Regions from separate parts of the Homo sapiens genome. Here region 1 is linked to region 2. Evidence: chromatin loops called from intact Hi-C (ENCODE). Cell type or tissue: endothelial cell of umbilical vein. All regions are shown on one strand. Links, peaks and the distances in the headings refer to the core of each region. The heading gives the core; the rest is flanking DNA.

What was found. Peaks named below come from ENCODE experiments on the same cell type or tissue, not always from the same donor. Only the 100,000 strongest peaks of a DNase experiment are listed, where the experiment ranks them.
Region 1: it touches region 2 in a loop (2.1-fold over the local background); 5 of 110 quality-filtered maps call a loop at or near these places.

Annotation. Positions count from the first base shown.
Region 1 is chr20:46,252,865-46,261,187 of GRCh38, forward strand. The region is part of intron 1 of CDH22 (cadherin 22); the gene reads right to left. Among named protein-coding and RNA genes, the nearest start is that of CDH22, 51 kb to the right of the region's middle. RefSeq lists an enhancer at 5,233-5,733. In endothelial cell of umbilical vein, for the core only: no CTCF peak of the experiment used is centred there; no DNase peak of the experiment used is centred there; H3K27me3 peaks cover 282 bases.
Region 2 is chr20:46,202,150-46,210,472 of GRCh38, forward strand. CDH22 (cadherin 22) reads right to left here. Exons shown (of 12, transcript NM_021248.3): 7 at 8,158-8,323. It overlaps LOC124904916 (a long non-coding RNA gene), which reads left to right and starts at 2,712. Exons shown (of 3, transcript XR_007067611.1): 1 at 2,712-4,090; 2 at 4,626-5,064. RefSeq lists an enhancer at 3,961-4,040 and a silencer at 5,801-6,095. In endothelial cell of umbilical vein, for the core only: no CTCF peak of the experiment used is centred there; a DNase peak (open chromatin) is centred at 4,092; H3K27me3 peaks cover 312 bases.

The sequences.
Region 1 (8,323 bases), core at 39-8,038, 51 kb after region 2:
GGACTGAGCTCGGGTGTTTGGAAAGGGAAAGTAGGCGGGAGACAATCAGGGTTACTTCTTGGAGGAGGCGGCATCTGAGCAGATGGGAAGAAAGGGATGGGCATTTCAGGCAGAGGAGTGTGCATGGTGGCTGAGTGGTCTGGCCAGTTTGGGGAGTTAGATTGTGAGCAGGGGTGTGTGTTTGGGCAGATGGTGTGTAGTGGGTTGGGGTGGGAGGCTGACCTGGCCCTAGCCAGATCTTCCTGAGAACAAAGAAAGTGGCCTAACTCTAGGGAGGAAGAAACGCAGACCACCTTCTTTAACCCAGCATCACAGTGGGCAATGCCCTTCCCTTTAACTCACGGGAATCACAACTCTGAAAATTGTCTTATGCCTATTTTGCAGATGCCTAATTCCCCAGTGCTTTTTTTTCTAGCATCTCCTCCGGAAAATCTTTATGGAAGGAGTTTCAGGGTGGGGAGTCATTGCTGGAAGGTGAGGGTGACGGTGAAGGGGTTAAGCTGTAGTTCTGGGCAATGAGAGTGGGAAAACGTCCACACTCCATAGGGAGGGATGGAGGGAGGGGTCTGGAACACGCTGTTCCCTCTTTCCCTATAGGTCCAAGCCTGAACTCATGGGGTCAGGAGGACCCATGATCCTGTGGTGAACATACCCTGCCTGGTATGACTTCTATGGGCCTGGGCACGAGGCTTCCCAACCCTGGCAGCCCTGCTCCGCAAGCCCTGCTCTGTGCTGCCACCTCCAGGGATCCGGCTTTGATTCCCTGCATTATGACCTGGGCTGGTCGTAATGAGACTGGAGTTATGGGTGAGGAGGAGGTGCAGCTCCAAAGCCTTCATTTCCTGGAGCGTATGGCTTCCCTGCGTGCCCCATGGGAACTGTTCCCCCAACTCCAACAAGCAGCTCCAGGGCCCATCACAGCCCTGCAGGGATGCAGAGGAGGGGAGAGGCTGAAGGGAGAGAGAATTTGGAGGGAGGCTGCTGTCACTTCTGGAGAGGGCTGTGGAGGTCGATGGAGTGGCATGTCAAGGGGAGATCTGCCAGTGTTCACGGGCACCAAGCTGTTGCTCTCCTTCCCTCCTTTCCTTTATTTCTTTGTTTCTAACACCTTTGACAAGGATGGGAGGCAAGAGATCCATTCATTCAGTCACCAAACATGAGGGTCTGCTACAAGCAGGGAGACAGAACAGCGTTTTATCCTTTCACTCATTCATTTATTGAACATACGTTAACAATCGCTTTCTGTTTAAGACAGCAAGATGCAATCAGTTATTCAGCGATCTATCAGCAAAGAGATGCATTTCTTCTTGTTATTCCTTCACTCTTTCCACAAATGTTTACCAGCACCTCTCTTATGCCAGTCCATGTGCTGGGCACTGGGGACATAGCAATAAAAAAATGAAGTACTGGCCGAGTGAGGTGGCTTGTGCCTGTAATCCCAGCATTTTGGGAGGCCGAGGCAGGTGGATCACTTTAGGTCAGGAGTTCGAGACCAGCCAGGTAAACATAGTGAAACCCCATCTCTACTAAAAATACAAAAATTAGCCAGGCATGGTGGTGGGTGCCTGTAATCCCAGCTACTCAGGAGGCTCAGACAGGAAAATCACTTGAACCTGGGAGGTGGAGGTTGTAGTGAGCCAAGACCATGCCACTGCCCTCTAGCCTGGGTGACAAAGTGAAATTCCATCTCAAAAAAAAAAAAAAAAAAAAAATTGAAGTCCTGGCCCTCATGGAACTGACTTTCTGGTGGGGGACACAGATAATAGAGGAATTAATCTACAGTATAATTTCAGGGAGTGGTAAACATTGAGAAGAAAAGTAAAGAAGGACGAAGTGGAGGGAGAATGATGGAAGGAATGGAGTGAGTGCGTTGTTAAAGATATGGTATCAGGGAGGGAGGGCCTCTCAGAGGAGGTGGCATTGGGCTGAGTCTGGAAGGATGAGAAGGAGCTGTGCACAAAATAGTTCCACACAGAGGGAACAGCATGCAAAGGTCCAGAGGTTGGAATGAGCTGAGATGGCATTTGCAGCTAAAGTGCAGGATGCATCTGGACATGTGGAATTTGGGGTGTTGGGGAGGAGAAGGCACGCTTGTTGTAGAAGGGCTGTCCAAGGCAAAGGCCTGGAGTCAGATCCCAACTTTATATATTTTTAAAATTTTATTTATTTATTTTTGAGACGGAATTTCTTTCTGTCACCCAGGCTGGAGTGCAGTGGCGTGATTTCGGCTCCCTGCAACCTCCGCCTCCCCGGCTCAAGCAGTTCTCCTGCCTCAGCCTCCAAAGTAGCTGGGATTACAGGTGCATGTCACCACACCTGGCTAATTTTTTAATTTTTAGTACAGATGGGGTTTCACAGGCTGTTCTTGAACTCCTGACCTCAGGTGATCCACCCACCTCGGCCTCCCAAAGTGCTGGGATTACAGATGTGAGCCACCGTGCCTGGCCAAGATCCCCACTTTACAGAGGGGGAAAGTAGAGCCCAGGAGGACTCTACCAAGCATACATCATGACAAAGCAGTGCCTCAAACGTGGGACTTGGACTCCTCAGGCATAAGGCATCTTTGGGGAATGGGAAAAAATGCACCTCTAGGTGAATGCAACCCAGTGTCGGAGTCACAACTGGCAGGGCAAGCCTGCCCCGCCTTGTGAGGGCACAATCTGTACTACTGTTTGAGGGTGGAGCCCTGGCCCTCCCATCCTCACCTCTCCCTCCCCTTCCTGGCCCTTCATACCTCAGCCTACAGGTCCTCCCTCAGGCATCTTGGCTAGGTGCCCTGGCAGCCTGCCAACTCTTCACTGCTCTGCACAGCCCTGCTAGGGCTGCCACAGACATGTCGGCCTCCTCCCTCCCTTCCTCCCTTCTTCCTTTTCCTGCTCCAGCTGCTTTTCCTGAATGGATGGTGACTACAGAACCCTGTCCTGGCATTCAAAATTGGTCCAGGGAGGCAGCTGTGGAGTCCTGCAGCTGCATTCAGCTCTCCTGGGACCGCCTCCCATGAGACCTGGGGCACGTTGGTGGCCTTCCCTGGTCCTCAGGTCTCAGCCTACTGCACAGAGCTGTTTAATCCCAAATGGGATTAAAAACTGAGCCCAGGCCTGGCTCAATAAATGTTGGCTCTGCCCTGTCCACACTTCAGCCTCACCTCCTATAATCTGTCCGTCTGCCCATGGGCCTACATATATGCCTATGGCTTCTGTGTGCGTGCGAACATGTGTCTGCAGTCACATATGTGACTGAGTGTGCATGACGATCTGATATGCATTCCTTCATTTCACAAATATTTATGAGTTTCCACTCTGTGTTGTTCTAGGCACAGCAAAAAGAAACAGGTAGAGTCCTTGCCAGGTGGGGGCACAGACAATAAACAAATAACGTGTCAGACAATGGCAAGTGCAGTGGAGAGAGCAAAGCAGAGTAAGGGGCAGGAAGTTCTGGGGATGGCGGGATTTGCTGTTTATCCATCTATCATCGTTATTACAAATACTCATTTAAACAGGGTAGCCAGGGAAGGCCTTGTCATTAAGATGAGATTTAAACAGAGATCTGAAGTGAGGGACAGAGGGGTTGTGCACAAAGCTGGGAGAAGAGGGTTTCAAGCTGAGGCAACAGCAGGTGCAAAGTCCCTGAGGTCAGCAGCATGTGTCTAGTGGGAAGGAGGAACATCGGGGGTCTCGTGTTGCTGAAGTGGAGTGAGTGCAGGGGAAGCAGCAGCAGATGAGGTCAGAGAGTGTGGGGGTGGAGTCAGAGCCTACAGGCTCTCTTGGGATTTTTCTGTGAGTGAGATGAGACCCCTAAGAGGGTTTGAGCAGAAGAGTGACATGATCTGACTTATGTTTTAAAAGATCATTCCGGGCTGGGTGCAGTGGTTCATGCCTGTAATCTCAGCAGTTTGGGAGGCTGAGGCAGGAAGATTCCTTGAGGCCAGGGGTTCAAGAGCAGCCTGGGCAACATATCAAGATCCTGTCTCTACAAAAAACTATTTAAAAAAATTAGCCAGGAATGGTGGCATGTGCCTGTAGTCCCAGCTACTTGGGAGACTGAGGCAGAAGGATTGCTTGAGCCCAGGACTTCAAGGCTGCAGTGAGCTATGATCACACCATTAACACTCCAGTCTAGGTGACAGAGTGAGACCCTGTCTCTAAAAGAAAAAAAAAAAAAGGCCAGGCATGGTGGCTCATACCTGTAATCCTAGCACTTTGGGAGGCTGAGGCAGCTGGATCATTTGAGCCCAGGAGTTCAAGACCAGCCTGGGGAACATGGCAAAACCCTGTCTCTACAAAAAAATAGAAAAATTAGCTGGGTGTGCTGGCATGTGCCTGTAGTCCCAGCTACTCAGGAGTCTGAGGTGGAAAAGGATCACCTGAGCTTGGGGAGGTCGAGGCTGCAATGAGACATGATCACACCAGCCTGGGTGACAGTGAGGCCTTGTCTCAAGAAAAAAAAAAAAAATCATGCTGGCTATTGTGTTAAGATAGTCAGAAGCTGGGGTTGGGAGGAGCCTATGGCAATATTTCAATAATTCGGCAGAGGACTAGTCAGGGGCTTTGATCAAGGGGGAGCAGCGGAGATGCTGAAAAGTGAGGCTGGGCCACAGAATATGTTGATGGGTCAGAAATGGGGTTCAAGGGAAGACAGCAACTGAGTGTGACCATGCCCTCAGCCTGGGCAGCGGCAATGATGGCGTTTCCTTTCATTCAGAGCTGAAGACGGCAGGAAGAGCAGATTTGGGGGGTGATCAGGAACTGACCTTGATGTGTTACAATCAGTTTTTGGACAGGTTAAACCCCGAAAGCCTGTTAGGCATAAAGCAGAGATACGGAGCAGGCTCCTGTACCTATGGCTAGGAGTTCAGGGGTGAGGTCCTGCTGCAGGTAGCAATTTGGGAATTTGAGTGGCATGTAAAGCTGAGACTGGGTGAGAGCACCAGGGAGTGACTGTTGATGGAGAAGAGATCTGGGGACTAAATGCTGGGGGACCACAGCTACAGTGATCCAGGAGATGAGGAGGAAACAGCAAGAGACTGACAGAGAGAAGGGGAGGAAAAGGGAGATATCCTGGGAGCCAACAGAAGAAAGTGCTGTAGGGAGGGAGTGGTGAACTGTGCCGAATGCTGCCATTGAGGGGTAAGTGTCTGTCCAACTTTGCCTGGGACAGCTCCACGGCATAACTGTTAATAATGTTCCCCCAGTTTGGATGATAAATCATGTGATCCTACTGATAGGTCAGATGTGGACTTTGACTTGACCATTGGAGTTAGTGGGGCGGAGGTCATTAGTGACCTTGCTGGCAGTGACTTGGTGGAGTAGTGGGTGCACACACATGACTGGAACAGGTTCAAGAGAACTGGGAGGAGGGAAGGTGGGGACATGTGTGGGTGGGCGATGGTCCCTCTTGGGATTTGTGAAGGTTCATTTGCCTGTTGCCCCCACCCCCCAACCGCATCCCAGTAGAGATGGCTCAAGACTGAGGCTCAGGACACAAATCAGCATCCACACAATGCCACCAGGGCAGCTTCAGCTGTGTGGGGAGGGCCAGAAGAGCCTCCTTCTCCCTGCACCCCCTCCTCTACTCTTCCCATCTCTCCTGCCGCAGGGCCCGGCCAGACTCATCCCCATGTGCCCAGACTGTGACGGAGCCAACACCATTTGCCTGGGACCCCTGTGGGCCCTAAGCCCCCTAGCAGGACAGGTGAGTCTCTGTCCTTGCCCAGGCTCCTGTGACCTGGCAGATCCTTGCTGCTCCTGCCTAGGGCTGGGTTTCTCTAGTGGGTATGGGAAGAGGAGAGCAGCCCCAACCCTGGGTGTGCCCCCTGCCTCCCAGCTCCCCAGCAGCCTCGGGAAGAGTCCCATAGCTCCAGTTTCTGGCAGTCACCGAGCACCTGCTGTGCTCTGGGTCCTGTTGAGGCTCTGTCACTCTGTGGGACACACACAGGAGGCAGGCACGATGTGAGAAATATTCACAACTTGAGGCAGCATAGACACCAACCACACTGACTGCAGGGTCCCAGGGGCCAAGAAGAGGGGAGGTCCAGGAGATCCCTGTGGTAGGGGCTAGGGTGACAGGGTTGGGTGGTCTTCAGGGGGTTTGGGACAGCGGCTATTTACCAATAGCGATGAAGCATTTCCATACACATTACAGCCACACTACGTGTACTTGACTCTTCTCTGCCTTGGAAATAGGCCAGATGTGGTCCCTGTTCTTAAGGCAGTCACAGCCTAGGGTAGAGACATCCATTCCTTAATTCATTCCACAAACTCTTACAGAACATTCCCTAATGAGCCAGACAGACCGTTAGGTACTCTTGAGATGATGGAAACCTAAAGACATAATTCTCCCAAAGAGCTCACCATCTAGAGGGTGGCAACAGCCATTCAGCATTTACAGTGCACCTCACATGTACCATTTTCTCATTTATCCATTCAATGAACACTTATTGAACTACTAGGTACCAAGTTCTGTGCTGGGTCCCTGGCAAGTTTCACAAATAAGCCTTAACAGGTTTGTGGCCAAATTACCAGATTCTAATGAGAGAAATCCCTGGCAGTTGCTCATTTATCAGTGAACCAAAATCTAGTGAAGACCTACTATGTGCCACACCACCTGTAAGTGCTCTGCAAATTAAATGCACATGCTCGCAGATGAGCAGGAGAGACCAATATTTTTTAAACCCAAACAAAAAAATCCCACAACAAAAAATAAAACCTGGAAAATGGAAAGTGTAGGAAACTCATGCAAGATGTGAAGGCTCAGAGGAAGAGCTCCTATCTCCTTGAGTAACCATGGAGGGCTGCCTGGAGGAGGGGGGCATTGGAGCTGATCCTTGAAAGGTGAGGAGGATTTGAACACAGGGAGATGAAGTAGGAAATTACTGGAAGAACAAGCATGAGCAGAGGAAACCTAGGACATGAATGGGATACAGTGAATAGTGTAGTCTGGCTGGGTTTTATGGTGTATAAAAAGAGTGATGGTTGGCACCAAAGTTATCAAAAGAAAAAAGAACAAAAATGAAATGAGAAAAAAAAGAGTTATGGGAAATACAAAGGACATGGCTGGCTGCAAACAGCCAATTCATCCCCCATCCTTCTTTCTTGTTTCTATTTCATTTCAACATTTGCCTTCAGCTTGGCCATGTGCTCAGCCCCTCCTCTGTTAATAGTGACTAGTCTAAACCAATAGGAGCCAGACTCCTCTCCCTACCAGTAATTGATTTAGAAAGTATTATGTGACACAATTCTGGTCAGTGAAATATAAAAATATATCTTCTGTGAGCTTCTGGGAAATTTTTATTATTCTTAAAAAAGAGATGCCTTAAGGAGGACCTTTTTGTTTTCTGCATGTGGAAATAGGTGATGGCTGGTACAATAGCAGCCACTTTTGGTTGATGAAGGGAACAACACCAAGAGGCCAAAGAGGCCTACTAAGAAAAGACAGAACAATCTGTGTCCTTGGAGATGTTGTGGAACTACTGAATTAAGCCACTCTAGGTCTTGAATCCACTTCCAGCCTCTACTTCCTCCAGACTCTCTTTCTCTTTTCTCTGAACTCCCTCAGGCCTGTCTGGCTGGGTCTCCCTTTGGGGTTTGCTGTCAGCTGCATGGCAAACTTCCGAAGGACAAAGACCTCACCTACTCCTTCTTCCATCCCTTTCCCCGTTCCCACACACATACCTGGCAGAGCTAAGTACAGAACTGGGGCCTGGGAGGGACTCAGGAGAGGCTTGCTCCAGACAGACTTCAGAGGCTGGTTGGGTAATATGACCTTCCCTCTCACTGGGGAGTTGCCAGCTGTGGGCATCACTGCTGCTGCTTGCACTTCCGGAGTCTGGCTGGATGGCCAGCATGTCCTTTCTTGATTTCTCAATGCTCTGGCAACATCACTGCCAAGGCTGTATGACTGCCAGCTTGGTGGCTCCAGGCTCTCCCTTGTCATCTGGCTTTCCCCTGTCATCTGGCTTTCCGCCTATGGACAGGGGAAGGTATTCTTATCCTACCTGTCATGGGATTTCTGTCCTCTCACTCTGCCAAGACCAAGAAGTGGGGCTGCACAGAGCGACCCCCAGACAGAACAAAGTAGAACAGATTTTGTGGAGCTGCCTGGGGCTTCTGCACCCCTGCCTCCTCCCCCAAATTCCTGATAATCCTTTTAACATTCAGGGGACCTAAGACCATGAGATCCAAAGTCAGACCAGAGTTTGAGTTCCAGTTCCATTATTTTACTGTATGTATGACCTTGGTAATTTGCTTCCTTTCTCTGAGCCTCAGTTTTCTCATCTGAAAAATGGGGATAATAGTATTTACCTCCCAGGGCCAACATAAGGTGT
Region 2 (8,323 bases), core at 5-8,004:
TGGGGAAGCAGGGGTGAATTCCAGCGAGCCTTCTGCTTGCCCAGCCACGTGTCCTAGACCAGGAAGTATCAAAGGGGGGCCTGTTTCTTATTTATACAAAGGTGACAATGAGCTAGTGATGCCGATGCCCTGCTCAAGGGTGTACAGCGACTCTGTCACAGAACTGAAATTTGAAACCAAATTGGGGATTCTCTCCCAGAGTTTAATTTTTTTTTTTTTTTTGAGACGGAGTCTTGCTCTGTCACCCAGGCTGGAGTGCAGTGGTGCGATCTCGGCTCACTGCAAGCTCCGCCTCCTGGGTTCATGCCATTCTCCTGCCTCAGACTCCTGAGTAGCTGGGACTACAGGCGCCCGCCACCACGCCCGGCTAATTTTTTGTATTTTTAGTAGAGACGGGGTTTCACCTTGTTAGCCAGGATGGTCTCAATCTCCTGACCTTGTGATCCGCCCGCCTCGGCCTCCCAAAGTGCTGGGATTACAGGTGTGAGCCACCATGCCCGGCCGCCAGAGTTCTTTTTAGCCTGACCGACAGCCCATCCAAAGTTGAACCAGCCAAATCCTCGATGCATGAAGCTTCAGGGTCCCCTTTGCCCCAGCCTGGCCCCATCAGATATCTGAGTCCAAAGGAGGTTGAAGGAGGCTCTTGAGCATCATCAGCTCAGCTGGAAAGAACTTTGGAGACCTCCTCCCATTCTACAGGTTGGAGGATAGAGGCCAGGAGAGGACCAGAGACATGACATAGCCTGGGCTTCTGATCCCTCGTCAGGGCTGGGCGAGAGGCCGGGCTGATGGGAGGATGCCAACTGCCTTCTTGTTGTTTCTCCTCCCTTCTTGGCTCAGAGCTGTCTCCTCTCTCCTCCCTCCATGCTGCTGCTGCTCCTCCTCCTCCTCTTCCTCCTTCTCCTTTGCCCTGTTTTTCTCTTTTGTTCTTTCCTCGAGGGGAAGGGAGGGGCTGGAATCTAAATGGAGGCAGCTGTTCCTAAGGCCATAGGGCGGGGGCAGCGGGGACCCGCCATTAACTAGCTAAAGACCTGGGGCTGGGGGTCAGTTTGGCTGGCTGAGCCCAGGTGTTTTTATTCCAGCTCAGGGAGCCAGAGAGTGAGTGGGAGGGAGGGAAGCAGGGAGGGGTGGGAGGAAGCAGTGTGTGGCAGGGACTGTGGCCTGGCAAACTTAGGGGTGGAGGGGTGGGGTGGGGGCGAAGCTTGTGCAGCTCACGTGTAGTGCTCGCATGGGTTGTGTATTTGGTCTGTGTTGTGGGTGGACAGTGTGTGTTTTGTGTGGCGTGAATATGTGAGTGGTGTTCCTGTGTGTGTGAGATTGTGCATTATAGTTGAGCAGTGGCTCAAGAGGCAGCAGCTCAGCCCTGGGTCTGGATCCAGGTCTGCATTGCCCCCAGGCAAGTCACTTCCATCTTTAATTCCCAGCAAAATAGAGATGATAATCCTACTTTGTAAGTTGTCGGGAGAATGAAACGCATGTAAGGTGCCTAGCTGAGTTCCAGGAAAATTACTCCATGAATGGGAACTATTGTCACTGTAATTATTATTCAGAGATGTCTGGCAGGGAGTACACAGGAGTCCCCCCAACCCAGTGTGTGGCTTGCATGCCTGGGGGCGGGGAGGTAAGATGTAGGGACACAGTAGTCTGAGAAGGACAGGAGGAAGCTGTGGGTCTAGAAGGTTCTGCTTAAATTTTGCAGTCCTACTTCTCATTTGGTGACAACAACCTGAAGGGCAGCAAGGGGAACTAGAACAGGTGAGGCTGGGGGAATAGGGAGAGAATATGAGTTTGTGGCAGCTCGTGTGTGTGTGCACCCACACATGCAAGGGAGGCCTGGGAATGGTGCTTAGGGGTGCAGATCTGATGCCCATCTGCCTAGGTTTGAAACCTAGATGTGTGACCTTGGGCAAGTCACCTAATCTCTCTGTTCTTCAGTTTCCTTCTCTTAAAAATGGAGATAGTAGGCCGGGCAGGGTGGCTCACACCTATAATCCCAGCACTTTGGGAGGCTGAGGCGGGAGGATCACGAGGTCAGGAGTTTGAGACCAGCCTGGCCAACGTGGTGAAACTCCGTCTCTACTAAAAATACAAAAAATTAGCTGGGTGTGGTGGCATGTGCCTGTAATCCCAGCTACTCATGAGGCTGAGGCAGGAGAATTGCATGAACCCGGGAGGCAGAGATTGCAGTGAGCCAAGATCGCGCCATTGCACTCTGGCTGGGGAGATAGTGTGAGACTCTGTCTCAAAAAAAAAAAAAAAAAAAAAAAAAGAGAGAGAGACAGAGATAGTAATACCTACCTCACAGGCTGGTTGTGAGGTTCGGACAAGTGACTACCAAGAAATCCTTAAGATGGTTCTTGGTGTACAGACTAGCTCTTACTTTTCTTTGTTGAGCAAGACTTTGTATCATGAGCTCTTCGAATCCTCAGATACTGTCATCACTCTCATTTTACAGAGGAGGAAACTGAGGCTCGGAGAAGCCAGGTATCTTGCCCTGGGTCACACAGGGCTAGTTAGTGGCAGAGCCAAGCTCCCATGTCTGTTCAGAGCCGGAGGTCTAACAGCATCCTCTTAAGGAGCCAGCCAGGTACACCTGCTAGCATTTCTGTGTTAGCAACAGCACAAAATGCTGCTGTTGTCAAGGTTAGGGTGGAGAAAATGGGGAGGGTGCTGCTTCCTGGCTGGGGTGCACGTGTGGTTTTCCTCTACATAAATATGTGCATATATAATGCATGCAGGCATAATAAATAGGGAAGGCTGCAGGCTTATGCACATACAGGCTTTCTGGTGTGCCTGTGTGTGAGTGCATGAACATACGAGCAGCTGACTGAATGATGCAGCTGCCGCCCAAGCTGCTCGTGTGTGTGTGTCGGGGTGTAGTTCGGGAGCCTCTTCCAAAACAAAGCAGCCTGCCTCCTGCTCCACTGTCCCAACCAAGGGATTCCTTTCTGCTCACTCCACCCTATCTGTGACTCTTTTCCCCCACTCCCTTTAGGCATATACAGAAAAGCCCACACATGATGCCTGGAAAATTGTATGTGGTTAACACTAGTTGCAGAATGAAAGGGAAAAAATGGGTGTGCAGACCACCAAGAAAAATGGTAATGACCATTTCTCGAGGGCCTGCTATATGCTAAGCACTTAATCCTTCTTCCAACCCTGAGAGCACCAGGCACAGAACTTGGTATGTGGTAGACATTTAATACCTATGAATGAGGCACATACTATTATGATGTCTATTTTAGAGATGGGGAAACCGAGGCTCAGAGGGGGTGCATTGACTTGCCCAAGACTCCACAACTGAGCTGGGATTTGAACCCAGGTCTCCTCTGATTTCAAAGCCCTTGCAGTTTCTGCTGCACCACACTGTGGAGTGCTGGGTGGAGAAAGGAAGTGTTCGCTTCCTCTGCTGCAGTGTGGACTAGCTGTTTTTGATGATCAAAGGAGACTCACAATGGGGCTAGGTAGGAACGTGGCTGGGCTGATAAATGGCCAGTCTATCTGCAAACCTGCCTAACTGAGAGGTGGGCCCATCTGAGCACTTTCCTGCCTCCTTCTCAAGCCTTCTAAGGCTTCCCACTGCCTAGAGGATAAAGTCCCACTTCTTCATGTGGCATTCAATGTCCTTCGCAGCCTGTCTCCAAGTGCTCCCTTGTCCCTTGTCGTGAGCTTGTCCAGCTGGTCTCGCTGCTCCTGAACTTAACCTCCTGGCTCCATGATTCTGTCCCTGCCATCTCTCCTCCCCATCACTCCAACCTGGGGCACACTCTCCCCATTCCAAGCCTTGTCCTCTTCGTCCCCTTGCAGGGGCCTTTTGGGGCAAACCTCTGTCACTCCCCTTCCTGGTGCATAAACTACTCACCCCTCCCTGGAGCTCCTCAAGCCCCTGCCTCAGCCCAAGCCCACTTGGACCTGGACCTGTCACTGGATTCGTTCACACGGGCCAAGCTTTCCCACTGGCCCATGTCTGAGGCCATCATCTCTGTGGCCAGTGCACAGGGGAGGACGCTGCACCAGTTTAGGAACTGCACTAACCACAAGGAGAGTAAGAAGCAGGAGTGAAATGGCCAAAGGCTGGATTCAGGAAGTGGTGAGTCATGGGTCAAACCCCGGTGCTTCCCCTTTTGAGCTGGGTGGCTTTGGGAAGTCATTTCCCCTCTCTGACTCTCAGTTTCTTCGTCTGTCAAATGAGTACAATACCCTCTGAAGGGTAAATGTAGTAACATGAGGCACCTTCTACTATCTCCAGTGCAGATGCTAAGAAAAAATCTCTCTGTACTGTCTGCTTTCCTATAATTTCCAGGCACTCACTGTGCCCTGCAAACCATGCTAGGCAAAGTCTCCCAGGATGCCACCTCATGTCTTCATTTCCAGGGACACGCCAAGCTTGTTCCTGCCTCAGGGCCATTCTGCTTGCTGTTCCCTCTACCTGGAATGCTTTTCCTCACATTTTTGCATGGATGGCTCCCCATCATTCTGATCTCAGCTCATGTGTCACATCCCTGACCACTCAATTCAAAGTGGCCCTCTGTGGCCCCAATCCCTCCTTATCCTATCACTCTATTTTCTTCATAGTGCTTTCAGCAGTTATTCCATTTAACCATTTGCTGTCTGTCTCTCTGCAGGAGAAGGCAAACTCCACGTGGGCAGGGATCCTGTTTTATCATCTCTGCTTCCTCACTGCACAGAACAGTGCCGGGCACAACTCAATGCGGAGTTGCTGCCTAAGCCTGTGACCCTGAGAACGCAGGTGCTGCCAGAATGGAACCCTTAGAGCGAGCTGGACTCTGGCAGCACACATGGCCTGTGAGGACCCCTTCTCTGTCTCCCACAGACCCTCAATGGCCTCCCATTTCCATTTTTGTACCCCACAGTCTGGGAGCTCCACCCCAGTTCTGTCCTTGGCTGAGTCATCTTGGTGTCCCCAGGCCTGGCTCAGGGCCTGGCATGGAGGAGGAGCTGGGTAAATGTTTGTGGTGTTAAATTGGACCAGTCTCCAGCTCCTCACTGCCTCCACATCTGAGGAGCCCCAGGGAAGGGGCCGGCAAAGAGAGATGAAAGAAGGTGAGAAGCAGGTTTCAAAGTTGGCCCTTTCAGTGCAGATAAAAGCAGGAGGGAAGGGAGCCAAAGCGGGGAGGAGGAAGAGGACTGAGAGGGGGTGTGGAGAGTGGAATTGGAGAGGAGGGGAGCTGGCAGATGGGAGGACTGACCTGGGGCCAAGGACTCGCCTCCCGCTCCGTGTTCTTACCTCCCTGGGAGAGCCTGCAGAATCCTCCTCCCCTCCCTGGGCCTCAACTCCCAGACAAACAGAGGTGACAGTGCCCTTCCTGGAGAGGTCTGGGCCCAGGCCAGAGGCCAAGGGGGTTGTTCAGAGACTATGCCACCAGCCCGGGTGGAAGGGAGTGGAGGAGTTCAGAGGCAGTGACAGGATGGCATTGGCAGCGAGTGTAGTGAAAGTAGCGTGGGCATTCTCGGCTTCAGGACAGAGTCTGAGCTCCTCAGCCTGCCTCTGAGGCCCTGTTAGACTTCACTTTTGTGCCTCATCTTTCCCGGCCCCCTGTAGCGATCACAGTCTGCTCTTCTTCAGGCACACCAACCACTCCTCTGCCTGTATACCTCTGCACAAGCTGTTCGTCTGTCTGGAATGTGCCTCTCCTGATATTTACACCATACCCAGATACCTAGGTCAGGTCAATTCCTGCCTCCTTCAGAAGTCTTCCCAGACTCCTGGGGCTATCTCCCAGTCTGAGAATCCATGAACAGTTAAGCAGGATAGCATCTGTGTGTCTCACTTAGGGCTGCCATGTAAGGTTGAACAGGCTGTGCACTGCACAATCCTGATAGAGCCATTCAGACAGACAATGACGGAACGTTGCCCTCTGGAGTTGCACAATGCAGAGGTCCTCAAATAAACTTTCCCTCCCCCTCTCCTCAATGCCCAGCACAGGGCTAGGCTCATAGTCAGCTCAGGGGTTACTCATTGAATAGGTACAGGGGTTTTGGGAATGAATCAGGGAGCCCCAGTGCCTCCTTCCCATCCCTCTAACACTGGCCATCCCCCCAGCCCCTAACCTCCTCCTCTGGATCAGTTTCTTCTACAGCCTTTCTTCCCTCTTCTATCTGAACATCTTCCAGCCTAGGCTACTGTCAGAGACTCCCCAATACTTACAGCTCCCAGACCCTTCCAGGGACCCCAGCTGCCCCATCCCTGCTCTGCCTCTGGCTTGCCTGTGTCTGTGTCTATTTCTTCCCTTTTCTGGTTTCCTCTCCAAGGTGCCCTTCTGTTTCCACATTGCCAGGTCAGTCCCTCCTGTCCTCTTTTTATGGGCTTTTCTTTCTCTCCAGTCTCTTCCTCTCATTGTTGGTCTCTCTACATCTCTGTGAGTCTGTTTTTCTGCCTCTTTTTTCAGTCTTTATTTTTATTTTTTAGTTTATTTTAATTAATTAATTAATTTATTTATTTTGAGACAGTTTTGCTCTCGTTGCCCAGGCTAGAGTGCAATGGTGCAATCTCGGCTCACTGCAACCCCTGCCTCCGGGTTCAAGCGATTCTCCTGCCTCAGCCTCCAGAGTAGCTGTGACTACAGGTGTGCGCTACCACACCCGGCTAATTTTGTATTTTTAGTAGAGACGGGGTTTCACCATGTTGGTCAGGCTGGTCTCAAACTCCTGACCTCGGGTGATCTGCCCGCCTCGGCCTCCCAAAGTGCTGGGATTACAGGCATGAGCCACCACACCCGGCCTCTATTTTTACATATCATTAATTCACCACATATTCAGCACGTGTCCACTGAGTGCTGAGGCCTGGGCTAGGCCCTATGGGTATAGTGGTGAACAAATAGACGTAAATCCCTACCCTCAGACAGCTTACCTTTCAGTAGGAGAGACAAAAAAGGTAATCAGAAAAGCAGGTAGCATGTCAGATGGTGATGAAAGGTAATAAGGAAGCAGCAGAGGAAGACAGGGGATAGGAAGAGTCAGGGCTAAGGGTTGGGGTGGAGTTGAAATTTTAGGAAGAGTGGCCAGAGAAGGTCTCACTGAGAAGATGACTTTTGAGCAAAGACCTGGAGGAAGTGAGAGAGCGAACTATGGGGGCTATTAGGGCGAGAACGTTCTAGGCCGAGGGATCCGCTGTAGCACAGGCCCAGAGTGCAGATGAGCGTGGTGTGTTTGCAAGGCTGTGAGGGGGCCAGTGTGGTTGCAGCAGAGTGGACTGGAAAGGAGAGGGAGGTGTGGTCTGAGAGGTTCAGGGAGGCCAGAGCTGTCATTGTAAGGGCTTGGGCTTTTATTCTGAGCCTAGTAGGTGTCTTTGGAGGGCTTGGGCAGAGCAGGGCCAGGCTCTAGTTCACATTTGAGCAGGATCAGGCTGGCTCCTGCAACAATTCTAGGTTAAAGAGGGGTGAGGACAGAATCAGGGACACCAGCAAGGAGGCAACTGCAATACTCCAGGCAAGAGAAAACGGTGGTCGGGACCAAGGTGGTAGCAGCAGAGGTGGTGAGAAGTGGTCAGATTCTGGATCCATTTTTAAGGTAGAGACAGCAGAATTCGCTAATGGATTGAAGGGAGGCATGAGAGAATGAGAGGAGGCAAGGATGCCTCCAACGTTTTTAACCTAAACAACTGGAAGGATAGAGCTGTCATTCCCAAGATGGAGATAACGGCAGGCAAACTGGTGGGTTTTTTTTTTCTTTTGATGGAGAGACCAGGAACCCAGTTCTGAACTTAAGTTTGAGGTGTCTAGCGGAACACCAAGGGAGATGATGAGAGGGAAGGGGGTGCAGGGAGAAGACTGGGGGAGTCCTGGGCACAGGGATGGCCCAGTCGAGAGATCAGGGAGCCAGTGTGGCTGCAGCCAGCAGCGCGGAGACCCCGCCAGTGCAGTGCCCGCCTCTGTGTCTGTCCCTCCTGGTTCTCTCCCTTATTGGCCTGGCTCGCCTGCCTGTCTCATTGACTGTTCTCACATCTGCTTCCTTGGCTCTTTGGCTCCGTGCCTGTTTCTCTCCACCCGTGCGCCTCTCTCCGCGCCTCCCTCCCCCACGCAGCCCCTTCCTTCGGCCCTGCCCGCCCCAGCCCTCCTCCCCTCTGCCCGCAGTCTGTCCGCGGGGGTGATGGCGGGATAGCAGGCAGCAGGCGTCGGCCCCGGGCGGGGGTCTCACCGGACGGGCCGGTTGGCGGCGTCGGGGTCCCGCGCCGTCACCACGCCGACCAGGGAGCCCACCTGCGCGTCCTCCTGCACCTCCAGGAGGCCGGAGGGCGGCCGGAACTCGGGGGGCTCGTCCACGTCGGTCACGGCCACGCGCACGATCGCCTGGTCGCGGAACG